Regions from separate parts of the Homo sapiens genome. Here region 1 is linked to region 2. Evidence: chromatin loops called from intact Hi-C (ENCODE). Cell type or tissue: PC-3. All regions are shown on one strand. Links, peaks and the distances in the headings refer to the core of each region. The heading gives the core; the rest is flanking DNA.

What was found. A loop is a pair of places that touch in the nucleus more often than their neighbours do. Peaks named below come from ENCODE experiments on the same cell type or tissue, not always from the same donor. Only the 100,000 strongest peaks of a DNase experiment are listed, where the experiment ranks them.
Region 1: it touches region 2 in a loop (4-fold over the local background); 28 of 110 quality-filtered maps call a loop at or near these places.

What each region holds. Positions count from the first base shown.
Region 1 is chr6:57,016,543-57,024,885 of GRCh38, forward strand. It overlaps BEND6 (BEN domain containing 6), which reads left to right. Exons shown (of 7, transcript NM_152731.3): 5 at 665-857; 6 at 1,879-2,015. The coding sequence ends at 2,006. Among named protein-coding and RNA genes, the nearest start is that of KIAA1586, 26 kb to the right of the region's middle. In PC-3, for the core only: CTCF peaks have their summits at 4,745 (motif pointing left) and 4,953; no DNase peak of the experiment used is centred there.
Region 2 is chr6:56,957,301-56,965,643 of GRCh38, forward strand. All of the region lies in intron 1 of BEND6 (BEN domain containing 6), which reads left to right. Among named protein-coding and RNA genes, the nearest start is that of BEND6, 6.4 kb to the left of the region's middle. In PC-3, for the core only: a CTCF peak has its summit at 4,034; a DNase peak (open chromatin) is centred at 2,841; H3K4me3 peaks cover 1,251 bases; H3K27ac peaks cover 1,657 bases.

The DNA.
Region 1 (8,343 bases), core at 313-8,312, 59 kb after region 2:
GTAAACTGAAGGCCATTCCTACTTCTAGAAGCAATCACATTCCTTGGTTCACAGCCCACTTCGGCCATCTTCAAAGCCAGCAACAGCAAGTGAAGTCCCTCTCACACTTCAGATCTTCCCTCCCTCTTCTGTCTCTTTTTCCTGATCTGCCCTTCTGCTTCCTTCTTCTGCTTTTAAGAACTCATGTGATTAAATTGGGCCCACCTAGGTAATCCAGGATAATCTCCCATCTCAAGGTACTTAACTTTAATCACATCTACAGAATTGTTTTTGCCCTGTGAGGCAACGTGTTATAGGTTTCAGGGATTAGGATGTGACCTTTCAGAGGGCCATTATTCTGCCTACTACATTTACGATGAAGCACTGAGTATGGGACTAAGCCTGAAAGGACCAAATCCAGTTTACATGACAAGAATTTGTATACACCCTATAACAAATACCTCATAAATATTGAAGAGTATCACAAAGATAACATTTAAATCTAATCCCTGACATGTAAAATATATATTAAATTAAAATGTAAAATATATATTAAAATATATATATAATATCTTACCTTAAAAAATGTTGACATTGTTTTCTTTTATGCCTTAACTCAATTAGTAACATATTTCTCCATACAGCACTTTCTTTTTCCAACTTCAACTCTTTCTTATCTTTTTAGTTCCAGATTGAAAAATGGCAGATTGCCCGTTGTAACAAGAGCAAGCCTCAGAAGTTTATTAATGATTTAATGCAAGTACTTTACACAAATGAATACATGGCCACTCACAGCCTGACAGGGGCAAAATCCTCTACTTCAAGGGACAAAGCTGTAAAACCAGCTATGAATCAGAATGAAGTCCAAGAAATCATAGGTGATAATATGATTGCGTTATATTGTCGTATGAATTTTAAATCATGTTACCACTCAAGGTCAAGATAGTCTTTCATGGTCCTTTTATTTTTTAAAGTTTATTTTTCTGGGAAAGAAAAATCTTAGGATAGTCTAAAGCTCTCATTAAATATGGGAAATTTTATAGAAAAACTTTACATTAACAATGGTTATTAAAATGAAACTAAGTTTTATATCACCAAAAGGTTTCAATTCATACAATTTATAGCTTTGGAAATGTAAATTTTCACAATCTTTTAAAGTAAAATTTCAATAACAATTTCTTCCTTGCTTTTGTTATATGTCTTATCTTTCATTCCAGAAAGATAAAGGCTAATTTGACCATCCTATTTATGGTTTTTAAATTAATGAATCTCCTTAAATATAATCTAGATTATCCAATTAATTTTTTGGCAACATCTGACAAATGTAAGGATTCTCTGAATCCTAGCTCTATATATGTCATTTCTTAACATACAACAATGTCTGTCTTCCTGAAACAAAAAACTGCTACTTCTAACAACTGCAATGAAATTCTTTCCCTTGGCTCACACATGCTGTTAGACTGACTTTAAAAGTTAGAGAACATGGCTGGGCGTGGTGGCTCATGCCTGTAATCCCAATGGTTTGGGAGGCTGAGGCAGACAGATACAGAAAAAGATCAGTCAGAGTTTAGTTGTTTCAATTAATGTTGGAAATGGATAAAAATACATTCCTAACATTTTAGAGCAAGAGGACTTAGAGTTTAAAGCAAGTAGGAGGATTAAAGTTAATCACTACCATAGGATCTCAGTTGATAATATAGACCTTCTGATATCTCTTGCTTTACTTAGAAAAACCTGCCTATATATTCATCTGTTTAAATAGCTCATGGGTGTTTGGGCTACTTTTGTAAAATGGAAAAAAAATTATAATGTAGAATACTTGATGTTTTACCTCAGTTCATACCCTAAGATGCAAAGCACTCATGAAGTTTCTCATGTGTCGCTATTGGTTTTTTACAGGAGTAACAAAACAATTATTTCCCAATACGGATGATGTTTCAATTAGGAGAATGATAGGGCAAAAGCTAAACAACTGTACCAAGAAGCCAAATTTAAGCAAAAATCTTAACTCTCAGGATATTAAATAGATCCTTTTGGTAAGTCTTTTAAATCTTCAGTCCTTTCAATGTGGCAAGAAAATGTCATAATACTTTTATTTTATTGGAATAGCATTTTCCAATCACTCTACTAGAAAATACTAGTGACCCATGAAAAGCTAATAGGTATTCCTGGTGGCAAAAGGGGAGAACTGGGAGTGGGGTTTGAATTGGAAAATGCTGGGTTCAGTTTTTCTTCCTCAGAACCTCTCAGATATTTTGATGCCCTTTTAACATGCTCATGTGCACCAGAAATCTCTAAGAAAGGGATATAGTATGTAGTGTTTTCCAAATGTGTTTTACTGAGGAAATTTTTTCACAGAATCCTGTTAACTTGGTGGGGATAGAAAGGAGCCAAAGGAAGGACACATGACAATTTAAGAAGTATTTCTCTCTAGGACAGAGGAGATTTAGACCCTTGGGAAATCTGAAGTACATCGATGAGACTGAACTTACAGCTAGCTCTAACAGTGGTCTGACAGTTGTGCAAACTATTGGCTGAAGTGTGCAGCGTTCTTCTCCACCATCCTACATGTTGCTTCGCATGGTCTTTAAATTTTTAAATTAGTTGTTATTGTTTAATAAGGATTTTTACCAAGATGCATGTCCTATACTAAGAAAAAGAATAATTTTTTAGTGAGAGTTCTAAAGTAAATAGACTTTCTAGTCAAGCCTTGACCCAGGCAAAACTGTGAAGTGGAATTTTGCCACCCACTATCCTGGCTAGCTCACTTTTACTTACCCCTCCTCTCTCTCAACTATTTTGATGGAAAATACGTGAAACCATGTGTATGACGTGTTAAAATTTTCATTGATTAATAGAGGCATGTGGGTAACACATGAGGGTAAGGCCCACCACAGATATTCCTTTTTTCTTTCCATTTTCCTTCCACTTCTATCTTTGACTTGTACTTTGCCTGTCTTCTGCCTAATACCAGCCACTTTCGAGACCATTTTACTTGACTTCATTTCTTCTGACCATGTTTTAAATGAGATGTGGAGCTGAATGTAATGCAGTAATCCCCTGCCCCAAACGCCCTACATGTTACTGACTACCACTCCCATCCTCCCCCAAGAGTCCCTTATCTATTTTGCTACACAACTAAGACCAGCTCTGCCGAGAGTCAACAATGTCTGTCTTCCTGAAACAAAAACATAAACAAATCAAAAAACTATTACTTGTAACAACTGCAGTGAAATTCTTTCCCTTGGCTCACACATACTGTTAGACTGACTTTAAAAGTTAGAGAACATGGCTGGGCATGGTGGCTCACGCCTGTAGTCCCAATGGTTTGGGAGGCTGAGACAGACAGATACTTGAGCCCAGGAGTTCGAGACCAGCCTGGCCAACATGGCAAGACCCCATCTTTATAAAATACGGAAGAAAAAAAATTAGCCCAGCGTGGTAGTGCACACCTGTAGTCCCAGTAACCCAGGAGCCTGAGGTGGGAGGATAGCGAGGTGGAGGCTACAGTGAGCTGTGATGTTGCCAGTGCACTCCAGCCTGGGGGACAGAGTGAGACCTTGTTTCCAAAAAAAGAAGTTATAAAAGATAAGGTTACCTGTATCTTTTTTCTCCAAGTGATTATAAATTTCAGTAGATTGTGACCTCACAACTTTTCAATTATTAGATAATTGCTTAAATATGCCCTTAGTACTTCCTATTTTGACATGAGGTTACCCACCCAGTTACCTTGATGTATAATGACCAAGTTCTCTATTTTTTTTTTTTTTTTTGAAACAGTGTTCTCACTTTGTTGCCCAGGCTGGTTTTGAACTCATGAGCTCAAGCAATCCTTCCACCTTGAACTCCTCAAATGTCAGAAAGCACTCCACCCAGTAACTAAGTTCCTTGTCTTTTCTTTTTTATTTTTCATTTTTGAAACGGAGTCTTGCTTTGTAGCCCAGGCTGTAGTTCAGTGGCGCGATCTCTGCTCACTACAACCTCCACCTCCTGGGTTCAAGCAATCCTCCCGCCTCAGCCTCCCGAGCAGCTGGGACTACAGGCCCGCGCCACCACACACAGCTAATTTGTGTATTTTTAGTAGAGACGGGGGTTTCACCATGTTGGCCAGGCTGGTCTCGAACTCCTGACTTCAAGTGATCTGCCCACCTCGGCCTCCCAAAGTGCTGGGATTACAGGCGTGAGCCACCGTGACCGGCAATTTCCTTTTCTAAATGGTATGTTACCAGACCTCCAAGTCAAGTGGCTATCTTTTGGGGCACACTGTTATATTTCAGAGGTCTGTAAAGCATTTTGATATCCTAAACTCTTGTTTTTTTTTTTTTTTTTTTTTAATATTTCTGACTTCCAAGGATAGGCACAAAACTCATCTCTGACTATATCAGCCAGCAGAATGTTAAAGAAGTGAAAGTTAAGAGATTTTTATATCAGTTTTGCTTGTACTTAACAATAGAAGTGTTATTAAATCTGCTAGCTATGGCATTAATTAAAATTGAAACAAGGAACAGACATTTTGCTATGAACTTTGTGCCTTTTGAACCTGAGCCTGACTTAATAGTGCCAAGTTGTTTAGACTGGAAATGCATGTATTTTGAATCAGTAATGGAGATTAGCTAGAATGGAATTTTTTAAATTTGCAAATATCTTTCATTTTAAGTATGGTTGAATTCAAATTATTGCAAAAAGGACTGAGGAAAATATGCTGGAAAAGACAGGGTCAGGTAAGACCTAATTTGGACATGCTTGATAAATTAATCAGATATAGCACCATCTAGTGGAATACTGTTATATTTTTCTGTTCTCAGTCATTTAACTCACAGGAGCCTATGGCCCTGCCCTGCCACCAAAAATATTCTTTGAAAAACTTACTTTTCTAGCATGGTCCCTGTGGTAGACCGTGCCCTCCACTCAGTCCTGAGCTCAGGTTGTCACTGGTGGCTTAGATTTAAAAGGGTAACAATTTCCCAGCTATGGCTCAGGTCTGTGAGGGTAAGGCCTAAATTCCTCCCTTTTTTTAATATATTCTTTCTTATTCCTGTGGCTGCCCTAAAGTTGCCTGTAGCTCTCACATGCAAGAGCTTGATTTTTTTCCAGCCTGTCTCCATTTTTTACTTCTTTCTTGCAGGCATTGAAGAAAAATGTATTTATAAGATTTACAGAATATTAGGCTATCACCTCTATAACATCCAACTAAGTGACCAAACTGCCTTCTCCTGAAATTTCCAAAGCGGCCTCAGGGTATATAATCTCTGGCGTAATGTTACATAACATATATTATAACTTATAGGTGATCTAATACAGTGGTGCTAAAATGGTGGGGGGCGGCGGAGAGGGAGGTGTGATTTAGCCACCTTCCTCCAACGCAGGGTATTTAGGAATGCCTGGAGATATTTTTGATTGTCAAAACTGGTGGTACTTCTGGCATCCGGTGGTCAGAGGCCAGGGATGCTGCTAAACATCGTTGTTGAATTTGGTTTGCTAGTATTTTGTTGAAGATTTTTGTATCTGGCTCATCAGTGATGCTGGCCTGTAGTTTTGTTTTTTTGTTGTGCCCTTCTCTGGTTTTGGTGTCATGGAAATACTACTTTGTAGAATGAGTTTGGAAGTATTCCCTCCTCTTCAATTTTTCTTTTTTTCTTTTTCTTTTTTTTTTTTTTTTTTGAAGAATTAGAGCAGAACTGGTATTACTGTCTCTTCAAATGTTTGTAGATTCAGGGGTAAAGCCATCAGGTACTGGGCTTTTCTTTGATGGAAGACTTTTTATTATAATTTTGATCTTGTTACTCCCTATTGATTTGTTGAAGTTTTCTATTTCTTCATGGTTCAATCTTGCTAGGTTGTATGTGTCCAGGAATTTAACCATTTCTTCTAGGTTTTCCAATTTGTTGGCAAAGAGTTTTTCATAATACTCTCTAATGAGTCTTTGTATTTGTGTGGTCTCGGTTATTATGTATCCTTTTCCATGTCTCATTTTATTTATTTGGCCTTCTCTTTGTTATTTCTTAGTCTGGCTAATGGTTTGCTGATTTTCTTTGTCTTCTAAAAACACCAGTTTTTTCTTTCATTGATCTGGTTTTTTAAATCTCCTTTTTTGTTTGTTTGTTTTTTGTTTTTTGGCTCTGATCTTTATTATCTCTTTCCTTCTACTAGGTTTAGGCTCCGTTTGTTCCTGCTTTTCTAGTTCTTTGAGGTACACCATTAGGTTGTTTATTTGAAGTCTTTCTACTTTTTTGATATAGGTGTTTATTGCTACAAACTTCCATCTCAGTACTGCTTCTGCTGTATAGTATAGATTTGGGAATGTTGTATCTCCATTTACATTTGTTTCAAGAAATTTTATACTTTTTTTCTTAATTACTTCATTGGTCATTCACGAGCTTGTTATTTAATTTCCATGTGTTTGTGCATTTTCTGAGACCCTCAGGTTATCAGTTTCTAGTGTCATTCCATGGTGGTCATAAAAAATACTTGATATGATTTCTACTGTTTTGAATTTATTGAGACTTGTTTTGTGGCCTAGATATAGCCTATTCTGGAGAACGTGCCATGTGTTAATGAAAACAATGTGTATTTTATAACAGTTGGGTGAAATATTCTGTGAATATCAGTTTGGCCTATGTGATCTATGGTGTACTTTAACTCCAGTGTTTCCTTGTCAATTTTCTGTCTGGAGGATCTGTCCATTATTGAGAGTGAGGTGTTGAAGTTCCTCAGTATTATTATATTGCAATCTGTCTCTCCCTTTAGATCTATTAATGTTTGCTTTATATACTTGGGAGCTCTTGTGTTGTGTGCATAGACATTTTAAACTATTATAGCCTCTTGCTGAAATGACTTCCTTATTATTATAAGTGACCTCCTGTGTCTCTTTTTACAGTCTTTGACTTGTACCTGTTTTACCTGATATAACTACTTCTGCTCTTTTTTGGTTCCCAGTTGCATCACGTATCTATTTCTACACCTTCACTTTCAATCGATGTGTGTCTTTATAGGTGAAGTGGCTTTCTCATAGGCAACATGGTAGTTGGGTCTTGTTTCTTTGCATTCAGCCATCCTATACCTTTTAATTGGAAAACTGAGTCCATTTACATTCAATGTTACTATTTTTCTTTGAGGCAAGGTCTTACTCTTGTCCAGGCAGTGGTGTGATCATGACTCACTGCAGCCTCAACTTCTTGGGCTCCAGCGATCTTCCTACCACAGCCTTCTGAGTAGCTAGGACTATAGGCACATGCCACCACACCTAGCTAGTAAGCTAGGATCTCACTATGTTGCCTAGGCTCAGTGTTATTATTGATCAGGACTTACTACTGCTATTTTGTAGCTTGTATATTTTCTAACTCCTCTCTTCCTTTCTTCCTTTTGTACTGTCTTCCTTTGTGGTTAAATGATTTTCTCTGGTAATATGTTGTAATTTGTTGCTTTTTATTTTTAGTGAATCTATTAAAGGTTTTTGCATTGTGGTTACTATGAAGCTTATAAAAATATACACATAAGAAGTTGTTTTTAAAAGATGACGATTTTTATTACAAAGAAGTTTTAAAAAAACTTTATAAAGGGGTTTCTTAGGTCTACGGTTTAATTGCATTCACCCCACATTTTGACTTTATGTTGTCTCATTGACATGTTTTTATATTGCCTATCTCTTAATAGGTTGCTGTAGATGTTATTGTTTTGATACATTTGTCTTTTGAGCTTTGTAGTGGTGTTATGAGTGGATTGTAAATGACAATTACAGTTTTAGATAATTTTAGGTTTGTTTGTATACTTAATTTTACCAGTGGGTTTTATACCTTCAGATGTTTTGTTCTTGCACATTAGCATTTTTGTCTTTCAGACTAAAGAGCTCTCTTTAGATTTCTTATGAGACTGTTGGTGATGAATTCTCTCAGCTTTTGTTTCTCTGGGAAAGATTTTACATATCCTTCGCATTTGAAAGATAACTCTGCTGGATACAGTATTTTTGGATGACAGTTTTTTTTTTTCCTTTGAGCCCTTTGAAAATGTTGTTTCACTCCTTTCTGGCCTGCGTGGTTTCTGTTGAGAAGTCTATTGCCAGGTGAATTTGAATTCCTTTATATGTTAGTTGCTTCTTCTCTCTGGCTCCTCTTAGAATCCTGCTTTGTCCCTGATGTTTGAGAATTTGTTACATGCTTTTGGGTAGTCTTATTTGAGTTGAATGTGTTTGGTGTTCTCTGACCTTCCTGTACCTGGATATTTAGCTCTTCCTCAAGTTTTGGGAAGTTTTCTGTTACTATTTTTTAAAAAGCACTTTCCACTCCTTGCTCTTGTGTGATTCCCTCTTGAATAATAATAAGTCTTCGATTTGGTCTTTTGAGTTAATTGTCTGTATCTTGGAGGTGA
Region 2 (8,343 bases), core at 143-8,142:
TCATTTCTGTTCTTTCCATCAGTTGTCTTAAAGATACTAATAATAAACAAACCAAATCCTTGAAAGAATTTAGTATTTAGTTCCATTGTTATTTTCTGATTTGTTTGTTGCTAATTTATCATTTTTTCCAAATAACAGCATACATAGTATTAATTGCTTCTGTCTGTGTGTTTATGTGGTGCCTAATGCATTGCGGAATTCAATAAATACTAAATCAGCCAAGCAGTGCTTTTTGGAAGTTAATTTAGTAGAAATTATACCTTGCCTTCCTGGTAGGTTTTTGCTTTAAAAAAAGAATAATTGACATTGTATAAAAGTCACACACAAAAAAAATTGTTAAGTTTGAGGATAGGGATGGAGGGGGAGAGCCATGGCCCAAATCTTTCATACAAAAAAATGAAAATTCATAATGGAAAAGTATGTATAATTTGTTGACTTTTTTTATGAGAGTAAGTTATCATTGTCACCCAAAAGAAGACAAAATAGTTGGGAAAGATAGCTAAGAGAGTTTGATACCACGTATGTAGAAGATGGTCCATTATATAGCCCTTCTTCCCTTTAGATTCTCAACCAAATTGGGAATAGACACAAGGAACCATAAGGAAATTAAAATATTGTGTTAACTCTATTCAAGATAAAGTCAGATTGAAGAACACAGCTTAGCCTCAAAGCCAAAATGGGGCATCTTATTCCTTTTTTCTTACTTGGCATGCTCACCCAGTCCACAGCTGAAAAATGACAGGCCTCCCCAGCATTAGGGCAGGAAGGAACCCAACCTGTTCAAATTCCGGCATAAACACCAAAGGCAAAGGGAAGCCTGACACTTTATAATCCATAAGGCGTTCAGCATGTGTGAGCAAGAGACAGGCCCATGTGTGAGAAGGGAATTTTATACATCACTCCTGCCCACTAATGGGTAGTAGGCCCTCCTGAGTTTTTCCATCACTAAGTCTTTTCATTCCCAAAAGATAGCAGTGAGTAAGGTGCTTTAAAAAGGCGGCAGAAACATCTTCCTCAGTACTTTCTTAGAGGCAGAAAGTTGTGGCACAAGTTCCTAATGTATGGATCAAGAAGAAACATCAGAAAGAAGAAAAGTTTCCACCCTAAGCTGTGTAACAACCAGTTGAGAAAAAGGGAGGAACTGAAGATAACTCAGGTTTTGAGCTAGGGTAGAGGAATAATTTGGAAGGAGAAGATAACAAACTGCATTTTAGACCCACTGAGATGGAAGCCTCAGAAGGACATCATTGTGAAAATATCCAGCAAGCCCATGGAAATGTGGAGAGGTCAGAACCAAAAACAGATAGGGAGTCATCAACATTGTAGTTGGAGTAATGGAAATAGAGGAAATGACTAAGGAATAGATGCTAAAGAGCATCCCAGAATCAGAACTTTGGAGACGGCTTCCATTTCTGGCCTGGAGGATAGCAAAGTGGTCGAAGCCAAGTAGGGAGTGTTCCAATTTAGTGGCTTTCTGGAACAGATGCACAAATGGGAGTCTAAGGAGGGCAAGGACTGAGGACTGGTGACTAGGAGACCTCCGGAAACCTTTCAGAGAACTGATTCATCATGGCAGGAGAGGCTAAAACCAGACATTAATGAGTTGAGGGGGGAATGAAGATGAGAAAGAGGAGAGGGTTGTTGTCTACAATCTTTGCAGAAATTTAACTCTAAAGGGGATGAGTAGAAAAGCAATTAAATCCTGAATAAAGGCCAATGGTGATTATTTTGTCAGGCTAGGGATATTTGAACAAGTTTCTAGGGAATTTGGGAGATGGAGCCAGAAGAGGGAGAGAAATAATTAAAGAGAAGGGAGAAGAGGACATTCTCCTGGGGATTTGTGATTTAGCAATTTTGAGTCCCCCCAACAGACTAGCTCTTTCTGGTCTCAGGTTGCTTTAGACTCTGCAGAGTGAAAATTGAGCCTGACTAGTTAGGATGGCTCCATGCCCATGGTTTCTTCCCCATCTAATCTGGCTACTAGTACTCAGACTTGAAAAATGACTTTTAGGGAAAGATAAGGAATGTCTTGGAATGTAGCCTAGGTTGTCTGTGATTATTACCAATTTATCTGGAAGTGAGTAAATTACCCAGTTGGTAATCACACAAGGACATTACATTGAAATATTACCCCTTGAAAACAAGAAGCTTAGGTAAGAATGGCTCTAGCAATAAATTATTAGAAATAAAGCATATTGATTTTGGCCTGGTAACTTCCTTGCTTCTAGGTGAAGTGTTTTACATGTGCTTGTATTAAAAGGTAAAGGAGCTATATCATCTGGAAGAACCTACTTCATCTAAAATAAATTTGGAGGTGATTTCCAGCCACCAGAACCAGGGAAACCATCATGTGGATAGATTACTATTTTCTTTTTAATATTTGAGTTTTTGAAAGGAAAATAATTGTAACTTGCAGTAATATCAAATATTATTTTCAGCAAATATTCCCTGGTAAAGGGCTTTATTTTACCGTAATAAAAACTTTTAAAATAACTTAAAACTACTGAGAAAATATTGCAAATGGAATTATTTCAGATTGTTGTTTTAACATTTTAGCTATTGTAGAGCCTAATTAGGTTTTGTTGTTCTATGGGTTACCACACTGCCGAAGCCATGATAATTCCAGGAGTATGTGAGGGGAGTTCTTTTTGGGTGTGTGAGCATTACAGACTTTTCAAAAAAGTCAGCTGAGTTTGGGAGCTTAAAAACATCAATATAATTGAATTCGTCTACTATATAATGCTTTGCAGACAGTTTTTGGAAAGTAATCATTTATTATCCACAAGCAAATAGAATTTATTTATATAGTTTCCACATTGAGTGTGGGATTAGTCATGCCACAAAATACTGAGTCATTTGGCCAGAAAATTTACTCATAGTTGTATGAACTGCCAATGGAAAATTTGAGAACTGTTCATAAATCAAATTATAAAGCTCTTAGAGTTATAAATCGCTGAGCAATATCGTTCATTATTATTCCGATGGTATAAAATATTTCCACCATTTCTAAGAATGGGCAATTTACAAAGCAAGTTTGAAAGCTGAAGATATTGCCTTCTAGATCCAAGATGAAATTTGCCATATAAGTTATAAACATTCTACATCTGAAACTTCTACACTTCTTAAGTAAAAAGATAAAAAAGTAAGGTAGGAGCTTTATTATTGCATAGCAAATGTTACAAGATGAATAAAATTTTGGTTATTATCTACAAATTAAGTTCTAGGTTGTGATGATAATAAAACTACAGCAACATTGAATAGCTAGAGTTCCCCTATTTCTTACAATAATTCTTTGTCATTTAGGACTTTTGCATTAAATATTTTGTGCTAATAGAGTTGTATGCTAATGCATCAATGCACTCATAGCCTGAAAAAATATTGTCACTAGGAGAGCAGAAGTACTAAATGTACCAAGGAGAGCAGAAAATTGTGATGAGCAACTGATGATTAGTAAAAGATGTATTAATAATATATAGTTCCAGAGATTATTGATACCTCAATGTAAGGACATCCCATGAATCTAGGAAGAGAAAGAAAAGTACATCTTTAAAATGTTTTTGTAGCCACAAATACTTTATGGAGTAAAACAGGGCAACAAACAGCAAACACACAAATTGGAATATAGTAGAGTTTATATTTCAAAGAAGAAAGCCATTAACCTAAAGCCTGTTCTTGCCAGTCCTATCTCTACTGTAGAAGTTCAAACTGGAATTCATGAGTAGGTTTCTAGAGACCTGAAATTACATGTAAAAACTTGTGTCTCATTTTGAGGACATGATCCATACCTTTCATTAGATTCTTAATGAGCTCTCCCCCAACTCCCACAATGAGAATCATCAGAATCATGCAAATCCACATAGGTACTGAGGCTTCTGAACTCGTATAAGTCATTTGATCCATCAACAATGGCAGCACCTGGGTACCCCTGAGACTGTAAGAAGTGTCTTGGGGACTATCCGTCCATGGTTAGCAAAGGAAACTTTCTGTTCTAAACTATAAAAGTTTAGATAAGTCTCCCAAGTGCAGGTGAGTGCTGCCACCCAAAGACTAAATGGAGATGATGTGCTGGGAGTTAATTTGTCCTCTAGCATCTTTAAACATATTGGGAGGGAGACAAATGAGTCACCTAAGGTAACTCCCACTGGGATGTCAGTTGTAACCCTAAGAGGAGAAAAGACTGTGTTAACAATCTAGGACCACTTCCATAGACTTCTGTTATGGAAAGAAGGGATAAATTGATTCCTAAGCTGCCTTCATGCCAATTAACTACCCAATTTATAGCTAGATGTTTGAATGGATAAGCCCATTCCAAGCCAATAGGACTAGTCCTAAAAGGTAGTCTTGGGTTCACAGTCTGCAAAAATTGCTATAGTCTTAAGGCCTAAAAGAGGGACAAAAGGAATTAGTATTAGGTTCCCAGAAACAACTCACAGACATTCTGGTAAATAAAGCCACCACTCTTCCTAAATCCTTCCCCAAGCCCACATTCAACAGTCTACTGTGGAGTCTGCAGACCTGGTAATTGGTGCCCTCAATCCCACCAGGGTGATTCTGCACTCTGGTGGGAAGACTGCCCATCCAGCTGTTCAGCTTCACCTACTCGTTGTTTCTAGCGTCCCACCAGGAGTGGAATGCTATGGTTTAAATTTTTACTTCTGCAAAAACTCATGTAGAAATTAGATTATTGTTGTGACAGTATTGGCAGGTGGGACCTTTGAGAGGTGATTAGACCATGAGGGCTCTGCCCTCATGAATGGATTAATGCTGTTACTTTAGGAGTGGATTTGTTATAAAAGAGCTAGTTCAGCCTCCTCTCTCTCTTTCTCTCTCTCATCTTCATCTTCCACCATGTGATGACACAGCAAGACAGCAAGACACTCACCAGATGCCAGCACCTTGATATTACTGCAAGCCAGTAAATTTCTGTTCATTATGAATTACTAAGCCTGTGGTATTCTGTTTTAACAGCACAAAACAGACCAAGACACCACTCTTGCCATATTTGTGGACCTCAACTCCCTCTCCACCACCATATTTCCAGGATACTAGGTCTCAATGTCACATCATCATGATCACATATTGTTACAGTATGAAGCTGGTTATTTCATTATGTGACTGTTTCACTCCAGTGGGCAAGTCCAGTTTCCTGACGTATCCCGATCTCTCAGTGTGGCTAGTTCTTTTTGCTCCAAGTTCTGTTCTGATCCTCTAGGGTTTGGTGACATAACATTCATGCATTCCACACAGAAACAGACCTTGGATCAATATGATTTCCTGGGTGCCTCAGACCCCCCTCTGGGCCTAGTGGGCACTGTTCTTTGCACACTTTCAGTCTGTGGTCATTTGTAATGAGGCAGGAATCTACTTAGAGAAGATATTGCAGGATTGTAGTTAATGTATCAGACTTCCTGGTGGTTTGCCATCTGGTGAGCTGTTAAAAGTCTAGGTCTTAGTGCCTAGATTAAGGGGCACCAACAGCACCCTGGGAGTTGATTGGTATGATCATTATTCACCTGTGCCACTTCCCCAGAAGGCATGGAATAACATGCACTGGTCATCCTCATTACTGAATGGCTACCTTGATGTGGACCACCTAGTTATCTGTAGCAACAGCTAGCACTTATTGAGTATCTACTCTCTGCTAAATGCTTTACGTGCATTTACTCATTCAATCCTCACAGCAGCCCTGAGTAGGTACTACTCTTATTCCTATTTTATGGATGGGAATTCCAGGGCTTAGAGATGTAAGGAATTGCCTAAAGACCACACACCTAACAAGCGGCATCAAAATTCTTCAGCACTTCACAAACCACACAAACCATTCCTGTTGCATGTTTTCCATTTGCACTGCCTCCCTGCTTCATTTGCACTGCAGCTCTTCCCCTAAAGGAAATCCTCTCAGTTGGAGCTTGCTGAGCAGCTACTCTTCCTCTCTTCTGACTCTCCTTAGGCTACCCCTACCCAGATTAATGAAGGCCAACCCGACACTCCAGCAGAACGTCAGATGTTTCCTTGTACACAAGAGATGCAGTCCTCTCCTTTAGCCTGTGAGGAATTTACCTAGGCCACACCTACTAATCCAGCAATTTCACAAGACTCTTTGTATTAAAAAATTATAGTTTCACCCTTACCATTTCATTGCCATGTCTCCATCATTATCGCTTGGGTAAATTTGACCCAGCATCTCCAGAAAACTGAAGAAGCTTAGCGGGGCCAAGCTGACTCCTACTTTGGTAAAACGGCTCCATGGGAGACCACCTGGCTGTCCTTTATAAAAGAGAAAGCTATAATAATTTTTTCTTTATATTTTTACAAAAGATTGAGGTTTGTCTAATATAGACTCATAGGCATCAAGGTTAATTAGCTATGTTTATTGAAGCCCTCCCCTGTCCTCAATGCTATAAACTCCCCTCCTACTCTCACATGTTTGACCTAAACTTGTATGGGGGTAATCTGGTTCAGTTTGCTTCAATTAATAATAAAATATTACTATTAATAAATTAATATAATTTATTACTATTAATAAATTAATATAATATAACTAATACAATACTAGTAGTGGTATAATAAAATACTACTATTAAATTAATGTTATAATTACAATATTAATAATATACTTCGTTATAAAATAAAATATTTTTGTAATAATATTGATATAATTATATTGTTAATTAATAATATAAATAATTATTGTTATAAAATAAGATAGTAGTAATTATATTATTACAATTAATATTATAATTAATATTAATTAATTTATATTATTATATACCTGACATATCAACTCATAATGGGGTATTTTATTATTCCCATTTCACAGATGGAGAGACAGAAGCACAGAAAGATTACATGGGTAGTAAGTATTGGAGCTAGGATTATGAATCAGACAGTTTGGCTTTAAAGCCTATGATTGTAAGTACTTATGTGACCTGCTTTGTAAGGGTTTCAGACTGGAAGACTATCTTGAAATAACTACATAGCAAAACTGTACCTCTACCAATAAAAAAGAGTATCTCACTAAGCTTTCTATCTTTTCATAGAAGGACAAGTTTAGTCTTTCCCTCTTTCTGTGAACAGGATGTACATTTGCCCAAGGTTCTGTGTCCTGCTGACTGTTCTAACAACTTCTCTACCATAAAATCAAAGACTGACAACACTGTCCCCAAATGCCATCCCTGCTAAGTCCCCTGTTCCTCTGTCTTTTTGTCTTTTTTTTTTTGAGATGGGGGCTTGCCCTGTTGCCCACGCTGGAGTGCAGTGGCCTGATCATAGCTTACTATAGCCTCCATCTCCCAGGCTCAAGCAATCCTCCTGGCATAACCTCCCAAGTAGCTGAGACTACAAGCAGGCACCACCATACCTGGCTAATTTATTTTATTTTTAGTAGACGAAGTCTCATTATGTTACTCAGGCTGGTAATTCTTGGCTTCAAGCAATCCTCCCACCTCTGTCTCCCAAGTATTGGGATTACAGGTGTGAGCCTCCTCACCTGGCCTCTTCTCAGTCTTTGACACTTCTGAACCTCGACGTTAGGTTGCATACTTTGATCTCACTCTACCCATCTATCCATCCTTGCTTTAATATAGCTTCCTGGGCCTCAGCTGGCTTAAAGAGATTCATCCCATTTCCTTGAGCTTTCTTCTTTGATCAACACTTGCATTCTCCATCCTTAACTGGTTTCTTAGTTCTGACTTGCCCTATGGCTAACCACACCCAAATATGCCAATACACTGAGAGAAGATGGCCTTTTACATTCCTTTTCATTTTGATTACGAGTTTATTGATAGCACTTTCACTCATAAATATATAATAAATGTATTTTTCTAAATGACCTTCATAGGGATAGGGAAATAACTTGATAAAATGTGTAATGTAGCTGATCATTTGTTTTTTTTAAATTTTAATGTTGCTTCAAGGTGGTAAGAAAAAATATCAGAGTAAGGAGAGAAATGATTGGTAACAGGTAAGACGGGAACTCCACTTAAGATGATTTATTAAGTAAATTATCTAAAATATGTGACTCAGCACATTAATTATATTTAGACCTTAACTTTTGATAGTATAAAATTACAAAGTTAATGGAGATAATGGTGAATGGTAACCAGTTATTTCATTAATATATGATATTAGGCCAGGCATGGTGGCTCATACCTGTAACACCAGGACTTGTGTCAAAAAACTGTTTAGAAATATTATTTAGCAAATAGATATGTTGATGTTGTTAGGAGCTAGGATTTTCAGTGAGAGAGAAAAATGCATTATAAAATCAGAGGATCTCTTGAGCCTAGAAGTTCAAGGCTGCAGTAAGCCTTGATAGCGCCGCTGCACTCCAGTCTCTGTGAC